2 separate regions of the Homo sapiens genome follow, and region 2 is linked to region 1. Evidence: chromatin loops called from intact Hi-C (ENCODE). Cell type or tissue: A673. All regions are shown on one strand. Each heading gives the region's core, and the rest is flanking DNA. Links, peaks and the distances in the headings are about the cores only. Region 1 has its middle 27 kb from the start of CDR2-DT. Region 2 overlaps CDR2 (cerebellar degeneration related protein 2).

Region 1 (5,383 bases), core at 145-5,144:
ACACCTGGCCAGCAATTTATTTTGCAATAAGAATGTTTATTTTGTCATCAGCAAGAGTAAGTAAGCTTAATAATGCGTGGAGTTCCATCTTAACACAATGCCATTCTGTTTCCATTTCAGTGCCTTGTACTTATCAGTCAGTCCTGGCTGAAAAAGTTTGATTACCATAAGATCATCTTAATTTCTTTCTATGTAGAAGGAACAGCCTCCATTGTAATGTTACTCCTGGGAAAGCAATACTATTACTGTTTGGCTCTTTATCTCACTATTATCATGTAAGTAAATGCTGGTTCCAGTCTCAAAATTACACTAAATTTTACTATTTGCCCTTTCAAGCAGTGACACATTTTTGATCCGGACTGAGTTTAATATTCATTTCTAGGCAAGGTCATTGTACCTTTTTGACAAATTGTCTGAATGTTAATGGCTTGTTTTATGAAGGAATTTCATACATTAAATTTTGTAGTAAACTTACTTTTTTTTAACCTATTAAAAAATTTACTTGGAAGGCTAAGGTTGGAGGATTGCTTAAGGCCAAGAGTTTGAGACTAGCCTGGGCAACAGAGTAAGACCGCATCTCTATAAAAAATTAAAAAATTTTTTGGTGGCACATGCCTGTAGTCCCAGCTACTCTAGTGGCTGAGGCAGGAGGATCATACTTGAGCCCACGAATTCAAGTCATAGTGAGCTACGACTGCACCACTGCACTCCATCCAGCCTAGGTGACAAGAGTGAGACCCTGTCTCAAAAATATATTTAGTAAATACTGCTGCCACGTATAAAAGACACTGAGCTTCTATTTCTCCTTCAACTCTTCCTCCTATTTCTGCAACCTCTCCTCCTCCCCCAAGCACCCACTTTGCCTCCATCACAGGCATGTCAAATTCTGCAGGTCCAAATCAAAGATCTTGCTGCCAAATCTGCTCTTTTGCCATTATTTGCCATCTCGGGAAATGGCTTTGCCATCTATCTGGTTGCCCAAGTCAGAGACCGAGAAGTTGTCTTTGCCTTTTCTCTCTTCTTTGACACCTAGGTCCAACACACTGTTAATTGTTAGCAGTTTTATCTCCCTAATGTGCCCTGAATCCATCTCTTCTCAGTTCCACTGACATTCCTATAGCTCATTTCTTACATGGAATAGGATACAGTCTTCCCATATGATCCCCTAGTTTATAGTCTCCAGTCTCTCCAACTCCCTCTCTCATATTGCTTCTAGAATAACATGCTCTTCCTTTGCTTAATAATCTTTTTTTTTTTTTTGAGATGGAATCTCACTGTGTCGCCCAGGCTGGAGTGCAGTGGCACGATCTTGGCTCACTGCAAGCTCCGCCTCCCGGGTTCACACGATTCTCCTACCTCAGCCTCCCAAGTACCTTTAATAATCTTAAGTGGCTTCTTATTGCTTTCAGGGTATTTCGAAATGATGACATTATGATGTCTTGTTATATAGTCCCTCTTTATCTTTTCGTCTTCATTTCTTTTTTTTTTTTTTTCTGAGACAGGGTCTTGCTCTGTTGCCCAGGCTAGAGTACAGTGGCACAAATATGGCCCACTCTAACCTCCACCTCCCAGGCTCAGGTGATCCTCCCACCTCATCCTCCTAAATAGCTGGGACTACAGATGTGTACTACCATGCCCAGCTTAATTTTTATTTTTTGTAGAGATGGGTTTTTGCCATGTTGCCCAGGCTGGTGTTGAACTCCTGGGCTCAAGCGATCTGCTCACCTTGGCATCCCAAAGTGCTGGGATTACAGGTGTGAGCCACTGTGCCCAGCCTTCATCTTCATTTCTTGTTACTCCTCAACTTACACTGTACTCTCTGCCATACAGAAATACTTTGCAGTTCCTGGTTCAGACACCTCTGTGTCTAGAAGATGCAGTTTCCTGTGCCTGGAAAGCTCTTCCCCATTTCTTGCTTGGCCCTGTCCTCACGTGTCTTAGGCCACAGTTCGGGCATGTGCTTCTCTGGGAAGCCTTCCCTGATTTCCTCATCTGGATTAGGTGGCCCTCCTATATGACTCCAGTGCCCTATGCTTACTTCTGCTGTGGTGCTTTTCCTCTACCTGCGACTATCTGTAGTCCCCACTGGATTGAGTTTATTGTGAATAGGGTCTAGTCTCTTACCACTGCGGCCCATTACCTACTGCAGTTCCTGCAAATAGTTGGTCCTTAGAAAATGTGTTTTGGGCCAGGCACAGTGGCTCATGCCTATACTTCCAGCACTTTGGGAGGCTGAGGTGGGAGGATCACTTGAGCCCAGGAGTTCAAGACCAGCCTGGGAAACATGGCAAAACCCTGTCTCTACACAAAATAAAAATTTAGCCAGGTGTGGTGGTGCACTCCTGTAGTCTCAGATATTCAGGAGGCTGAAGTGGGAGGATCACCTGAGCCCAAGAGGTGGAGGCTGCAGTGAGCTGAAATCATGCTACTGCACTCCAGCCTGGACAACAGAGTGAGTCCCTGTCTCAAAAAAGAAAAGAAAAGAAAAGATAATGTTTTTGTTTTTGTTTTTTGTTTTATTTGAGATGGAGTCTCACTCTGTTGTCCAGGAGTGCAGTGGCGTGATCTCGGCTCACTGCAACCTCCACCTCCCAGGTTCAAGCAATTCTCCTGCCTCAGCCTCCCGAGTAGCTGGGACTACAGGCACCAGCCACCATGCCTGGCTAATTTTTGTATTTTTAGTAGAGACGGGGTTTCACCATGTTGGCCAGGCTGGTCTTAAACTCCTGACTTCAAGTGATCCACCCACCTCGTCCTCCCAAAGTGTAGGATTACAGGCATGAGTCACTCATTTTGAGTGAATGAATTAATACATTCTATTCCAGGTCCCTGCTGGAACAACTTGAGAAAATTTTCATGAAGACATATTTGCATTTTGAACAAACTGGTAGTGGAGACTGTAATAATTGACTCAAATGATTGAATCCCTATGAAACTTCAAGACATTAGAACCCCATGCAGATAACTATTCTATAAGTCTGTAAGGGTGGCCCTGGCTGTATAATATGTAAAATGATAGTTTATAGTAATTTTTAGAATGAATATTTTTGCTTTTTCTTCACTTAAACCATCCCCCTCATTTTTATTCTTCTATCATAATTAAAATGCTATATGCCCTTTCTCAGTTCTTAATGTATCCTATTTCTGATATCAAGAGAAAGATGTCTGTGTGATTAATTTCCCTGGCACTTCCTGTCCTTTAGAATCTATTAATAATTTAAGCAGATTAAATGAGTTTAGTCATTTGGAATGAGGAAGAAGCATAAAAATCATTTTTAAAATTCCCAAGTGAAAGTAGTTATTTCACTTTTAAAAGAGAATTATATATTCATAGATATATAATATTTGGGAGGATAGAAGGGTATGCCTAATATAGCTTTACTTTTATAGTATATCATTTCCTTTTATCTTCTTGCAAATCAAATGTCAACTTTCATTTTATTCTTTTTTAACAAAAGCTGTGCCTCCTAGTTGTAAAATTTTCATATGTGTTTTAACATTTTTTCTAGGGTTATCGTGTGAGCTTCGGTTTCCTTGTTTACCCTGCCACTAGCTGACATGGTTGATGCAGATTTACTAAAGTTTAATCAGCAGTAAGTATACTTTTTCAAATGTTAGCTACAAAAATATCACATGTAGGCAGGACCTATCAGAGTCTCCATATCTCAGTTATATTGCCACTACAAATCACATATCTGAAAGACAATCATAAGAGGCATTGCTAGGAACCAGGGGACAGAATATAATCAGATATATTCATGCTTGTTTGCCCTGGGCAACTTTTCCCCATTTCTAAAACGACATCACAGTTTTTCATTTCTCAGGTTCACACAGCCAATATTACAACAGGGTTAAATATCAGAAAGCAAAGTGAAATCTCAGTTAGCTGTATGTTCTACATATGGCAATATGCTTTATTACATGGGACGATTAGGTAAAATGACCTTTACTCTGTGACATTGCAAGAATTAAAATTAAAAATCAAGGTCCATCTTATCCTTTCTTAGCTGAAAAAGCCTAAGCTGATGATGAGAGGTTCTGTTCTTTGGTATGATTGTAAGCACTTTAGATCAGCTATAAAGTGTATTTGATTGGCAAATATTTTCTCATACGTGTCCTATTTTGCAGATTAGAGAGAAATGTATTATTTTAAGACAGAGGCACATTGTTTTTTTTTTTTTTTTTAGATGGAGTCTTGCTCTGTCGCCCAGGCTGGAGTACAGTGGTGCAATCTTGGCTCACTGCCACCTCTGCCTCCCAGGTTCAAGCGATTGAGTAGCTGGGATTACAGGCACGTGCTACCACGCCTGGCTAATTTTTTTGTATTTTTAGTAGAGACGGGGTTTCATCATGTTGGTCAGGCTGGTCTCAAACTCCTGACCTGATGATCCACCCACCTTGGCCTCCCAAAGTGCTGGGATTACAGGCATGAGCTACTGCGCCCGGCCAGACAGAGGCACATTCTTTATTAGTTCTGTCAAAACATTTATGCTGCAAAACCTCTTTTGTTTGTTTGTTTGTTTTCAAGACAGGGTCTTGCTCTGTTGCTCAGGCTGAAGTGTGGTGGTGTGATCATAGCTCATTTCAGCCTCAAACTCCTGGGCTCAGGAGATCCTGCTGCCTCAGTCTCCTGAGTAGCTAGGACTATATAGGTGCACACTACCAGGCCCAGCTAATTTTTAAATATATATATGTTGTAGAGATGAGGATCTCGCTATGTTGCCAAAGCTAGTCCTGAACTCCTGGTCTCAATCGATCCTTCTGCTTGGCCTCCCAAAAGTGCTGGGATTATGGATGTGAACCACTTTTATTTTTAATGCAAATAATAAAATAGGGCGCCCAGCCCCCTCTTTTATTTTTAATGCAAATTAAATTGAGGAAAGATTTGCCAGCTACCTGGATTTCTCTAATTCCTTTCCTGTTGCAGAGTTTTGTTGCTAAGTTCATATTTGGGGTGATAGGCAAGGTGGTGAGCTCCTTACAGTCCAGGGCGCTATCTTCACTTTTGTCTCCTTTGTACCTGGAAAACTGACTGGCTCAAAACTCCTTCTGTTGAATGAATACATAAACAAGCAACAACTTCAGTAAACATTTTTCACCTTTCAAATTCCTTTTGAATTAGATAGGTTACAAATAAATAAAATGTCTTGAACAGTGAGAAAGGGAAAGGCATTAACATTTACCAAATGCCAATGTCCAAATGAGCTTGTATGACTGTTTGCTCATTCAGGTCTTGCAGCAGCCTTGAGTGGTAGACATTATGGACTTGACAAATATTTATCGATTTATTCTTTTGTGTCAGGCAATGTGGTAAATGCTGAGGATTCAATACAGTGGGTCTTGTAATGAACTCTCCAAGTTATCTGATGCTCTTCCTTCTCTC
Region 2 (5,383 bases), core at 219-5,218, 48 kb before region 1:
CTGCAAAGGACATGAACTCATCCTTTTTTATGGCTGCATAGTATTCCATGGTGTACATGTGCCACATTTTCTTAATCCAGTCTATCAACTGATGGACATTTGGGTTGGTTCCAAGTCTTTGCTATTGTGAATAGTGCCGCAATAAACATACGTGTGCATGCGTCTTTATAGCAGCATGATTTATGATACTTTGGGTACATACCCAGTAATGGGACTGCTGGGTCAAATGGTAATTCTAGTTCTAGATCCTTGAGGAATTGACACCCTGTCTTCCACAATGGTTGAACTAATTTACACTCCCACCAACAGTGTAAAACGTTCCTATTTCTATGTGGAGGATCTTAATTTGGAAAAAAAAATCAATCTCTTTCTCTGAATGAGGCATTCTGGACCAAAAAAAATGAAAAGTATGTTGCTTTGACGAGAAATATATTTTAGCTTAATATGCTTCAAAGACTCCTGTTATTTTTAATTTTATGAGAGTTTTATCACCATTATCCTCCTTATTCACGAGAAATTTATCAGATGATTTATTCTGGTCCTGCTAAGACTGCTTCCTAAATGGCCAAGGATAAAGGGGAATAATCCCAACCTTAATGCCGCAGTGTAAGTCACCTTGATTCCCTCCCTGCTCAGCTCTACCTGAAGACACTAAAACACAGTATATATTCCAAAGGAAAAAGTCACAGTATTTCCCTGGACAGAACCAGAAAGAGGGGAGAAATGGTTTGAAGCTTACTGATGATCAAACTGTAAAAGACTCAGAACTTGACTTTAAAAACACTCTTCTTGGCCAGGCATGGTGGCTCACACCTGTAATCCCAACACTTTGGGAGGCCAAAACAGGCAGATTGCTTAAGGCAGGCCAGGAGTTCAAGACCAGCCTGGCCAACATGACAAAAACCCACCTCTAATAAAAATACAAAAATTAGTCCGGCGTGGTGGCACGCGCCTGTAATCCCACGTACTCAGGAGGCTGAGGCATGAGAATCTTTTGAACGTGGGAGGTGAACGTTGCAGTGAACCGAGATCGTGCCACTGCACTACAGCCTGGGTGACAGAGACTGTCTCAAACACAACACAACACACTCTTCTTGAGGCTTTTTCTACAACTCTAGAAGGATTTGCAAGGCTAACAAACAATGGGCTAAATGACACTCAACGGGCCCTTAAAGTGTTGAAAAAAGCATATATGGCTTTTTTTTTTTCAAATCCATTTACATAACTCAGCAGCAAAGAGTTGAACAAACACTTAACCTAACTTCAACTTTCTCATCTGAAACTCTTGAAGTCAAAAGTGTTTTGGAAAATTCTTTAAATTTTAGAAAGACAACATGGCGCTCATACCTGACACACAGCTGACACCTTATAATACCTGTGAGGTCTGGGCAGCACCCTGTAATCAAGCATTAATATTTCTGCATCAAAAAGTATGAACTAAGACTATAAACAGCCTCACATCAGTTCAGGTAAAGATCTACTACCAAATGAATCTGTTGCAAATTTAAGGGGAAAAAAAAAATCTTGCTTTATAGAGCTTTTTGAGTTCGGAATTAGTAAGTGGATCTGTTAGTACCTACCATGTAGAACTGGCAGAATTAAATGAGAAAGGTGAGCACATGGCACGGTCTATAAAAGCCTGTGTGTAGTCTTCACTGCCTCAACTCCCACCAGCTTCTTCTGGTCCTTTGGAAATCAACCACTAATTCTCATGCGTGAAGCTTTCTCAGAACTAAAGGAGTAGGCCCTTAATCCTGCCCTCGGGCTAGTAATTCCATAGTAGGTTCTTGTCATTGATGGGAACATGTTCAATCTCTTAGGAATTGATGAGATTCCACAGGAGCGGAAAAAAGGCTTAGAATCACAAGAATATATATATAATAGCTGCAGAAATGTTTCAAGCTTCTTTATATCAAGTATAAATTATCAAGTATTCTTTAGGACTCAGAACTACCTTTAAAAAGGCTAATGCATAAGCCAGACATTAATTTATTAATATACAACAGGAACTGTTCCTGCCCAGTGACAAGAATATTCACATCCTCTATTAGGACACAGCTGCCCCACAAAGGGCATGTGAAAGGCCGATTCATGAATGAGAGTCTCTGGTAGACATGGGATCAGAGGAGTCTGATGGGAGGCAGTGGTATAGTAGCTAAGAGCACAGGCTTTGGAGTCAGAACCTGGTTTGAGGTCTTGCTTTGCTGTTTAGAACTGGGTAACCTACAGCAAGCACATTTTTCTAATGTGAGTTCTCCTCATCAACTACTTCATAAGGCTGTAAAGATAAATATGTGTGTGGGAGAGACTGGACTATGTCACCCCAAAGCATGCGTCTTTGGCATAAAAAGGTTCCTGCCTCCTCCCTCTCTACCAGGGAGAACAAAGGTTAACCACTAACAACTTTAGACCTTTATGGGCCAGAAGACAGCACCAGAGGAATCCACACTAACAAGCTTTGCTAACGGGCCTTTATCACCACTTACTTGCCTTCCCACAAGTTCTGCCCCTAGACAAAGTTCTTCCCCTTTGTCTTGTCACTTCTCTAAAAAATTACCATTCTTTGTTGAAGATACTACATAAGCTGGAATTCAAAGCCACCTCTGAGAATGACTCATCCCCTGGGTATCTCCCACACATATAAATGAAATAGATATGTTAGTAAGCTTGTTTTTCTCTTGTTAATCTGTCTTTTGTTGCAGGGGTCCTTTCCAACTAAGCACTCATGAAGGTTGAGGAAAAAAATATTTTTCCTCCCTGACATATACAAATATATAATTTACAAAAACGTTAATATATGTAGAGAGCTCAGCATGAGATCTGGCAGATGGTAAATTGCTCAATAAGGAGAAGCTACTGTCATCTTTATTTAAAGCTACAGTTTTCAAACTTTACATGTGCTAAGATTCACCTGGAAGAAGATTTATTAAAGTGTAAGAACCTGGGTCCCTTCCCCTCAAACGGCTGAGACTGGAGTAGAGCCAGGATTCTGCATTTTTAGCAACAAACCCAGGTGATATTAGTACAGGCAGTCCAGAGATCACACTTAGAGAAATGTTGATCTTGGACATGGAAAATCCTGGACGTCCCCTGCCCTGACCAATGTCCTTTTCTCTTGGGTCTAGGAGACACAGGCATTCACTGGATCAATGATGACTCTTCAGCTTAATGCTCACCGTCTCCCTGCATAGGGCTCAGCTTAGATGCAGTTATCCACTAAGATTAGGTTATATTTTAACTGTACCACAGCAGCATTCATCATCATAACGCTTCACTTTGGTATGTTCTTAACAATCATTAATTCCCTGAAATTACAAACTAGTTACCTTAACCTTGCTTGAGTGATCCTTCCTAACTTCTCAGTCCAAACAAATACTGAATTTCTACAGATGGCTAATCTTATCCACTGCATTTTAAAACTTTCTATTGTGGACCAGGTGTGGTGGCTCATGCCTGTAATCCCAGCACTTTGGGAGGCCAAGGCGGGTGGATCACTTGAGGACAGGAGTTCGAGACCAGCCTGGCCAACATGGTGAAACTCCATCTCTACTTAAAAAAAAAAAAAAAAAATTAGTTAGGCATGGTGGCACACGCCTGTAGTCCCAGCTACTTGGGAGGCTGAGGCATGAGAATCACTTGAACCCAGGAGGCAAAGGTTGCAGTGAGATAAGATCACACCATTGCACTCCAGCCTGGGCGACAGAGTGAGACTATGTCTAAAAATAAATAAATAAATAAAACTTTCTATTGTGGATAATCTCAAACATATATACATGCAGAGAAATGGTTTAATGAACTCCCACGTACCCATCAACCAGTTTCAACAATTATCAACATACAGCCAATCTTATTTCATCTCTACTCTCCTACTTTCCTCGTCCTCCAATCATTTTAAAGCTAATCCAAGGCATCTCAAGTATACATCTTCATACATTTCTAGGACGTTTTATTTTAACCACAATTCCTAAGGGAAAAAAACTCAATAATTCCTTAACATCTATTACGTTTCAGCATTAATATTTTCCCAATTGTCTCAAGTGGTTTTTCCAGCTTCATTTGTTAGCTATTGATTTTTTTAAAATTTCACACTTAGGGGAGATATCTTTGCCTTTTTTGGAGTTGCCCCACTGCAAGGCAAGTGCCTCCCTCCTCTAATGCCTTTACGATCCCCTATCCGGGGGGATGCAGTTCTCCTGGCTGCTCCACCTAAGCCAGCAGTTCTTAGCCTGGGGTCCATGGATAGACTTTAGAGGGTCTGTGAACATGGATGAATTTAAAGGGTCTGAACAGCTACATCTTCATTTTTGTTAACTTCTAAATGAAATTTGACATTTCTTTCAAGTACTAATAGATCTGTTAAAATTTATAGGAGACCACTGGTTTGGACTGAGTCCCTGCCCTAGGCCCAACAAACCAAACCAAAATGGAGTCACTTGTGCTAAAGTTCCATGTCAGCAAGCCAAAGCAAAGTTGTTCATCTGACTTCTGAGAAATTAGAAGAGATAATAGCCAAGCCCCCAAACATGCCAGTTTTAGCCAGCATAAGGGACTTCCCTCTGCTTTAACCTTTACAAATAAATTAACTTTGAAACCACCCATTTTTTGTTTTCTGTTTCTGCTTTCCTCAGCCCCTGTCTATAAAACCAACTTCCTCTGCTCAGCTCATTGAAACCCTCATTCTCTAAGAATGAGGTGTTGCCCAACTTTAGAATCTCAAATAAAAGCTAATTAAGATCTTTATACTATGTTTGTCGTAATTTTTTCTTTTGACAGAGGCAATAAACCACTAGTAGTATTAGGTTTATCTGTGACTTCATCATCAACAGAAATCACAGGTATTTTCATATTGCACTATAGTTGCAGAAATCTTGATTTACTGCCTACATTCATCACTATTTGAAATCATGGTAGTTTCTAGATCTTGTTATTAAATATGTTAATACGTATCTATATTACATCACAAATTTACTTTTTTCAATATTTGACAGGTATTTCATTCTAACAGGTTTCCTTTGTAATTCAATGAATTTTAAGAGGATTATCCTAGATCTCATTAGATAATCAAAGGGATCCATGGCACCAAAGAAAGATTATAAATTCCAGTTATCCTTCTGGCCTCATTTCAAACATAACCTCTTCAGAAGCCTTTTAAGACCACTTTGGCCAGGTGCTGTGGCTCATGGCTGTAATCCCAGCACTCTGGGAGGCCGAGGTGGGCAGATCACTTGAGGTCAGGAGTTCGAGACCAGCCTGGCCAACATGGCAAAACCCCGTCTCTACTAAAAATACAAAAATTTGCTGGGTGTGGTGGCTCATGCCTATAATCCCAGCACTTTGGGAGGCCGAGGCAGGTGGATCACCTGAGGTCAGGAGTTTGAGACCA

What was found. Peaks named below come from ENCODE experiments on the same cell type or tissue, not always from the same donor. Only the 100,000 strongest peaks of a DNase experiment are listed, where the experiment ranks them.
Region 2: a loop joins it to region 1, with 8 times the contacts of the local background. A loop is called at or near these places in 7 of 110 quality-filtered maps.

Annotation. Positions count from the first base shown.
Region 1 is chr16:22,399,183-22,404,565 of GRCh38, forward strand. It overlaps the pseudogene SLC68A2P. Among named protein-coding and RNA genes, the nearest start is that of CDR2-DT, 27 kb to the left of the region's middle. In A673, for the core only: no CTCF peak of the experiment used is centred there; DNase peaks (open chromatin) are centred at 2,799 and 3,179; H3K27ac peaks cover 1,657 bases.
Region 2 is chr16:22,351,175-22,356,557 of GRCh38, forward strand. All of the region lies in intron 2 of CDR2 (cerebellar degeneration related protein 2), which reads right to left. Among named protein-coding and RNA genes, the nearest start is that of CDR2, 21 kb to the right of the region's middle. In A673, for the core only: no CTCF peak of the experiment used is centred there; a DNase peak (open chromatin) is centred at 2,597; H3K27ac peaks cover 1,237 bases.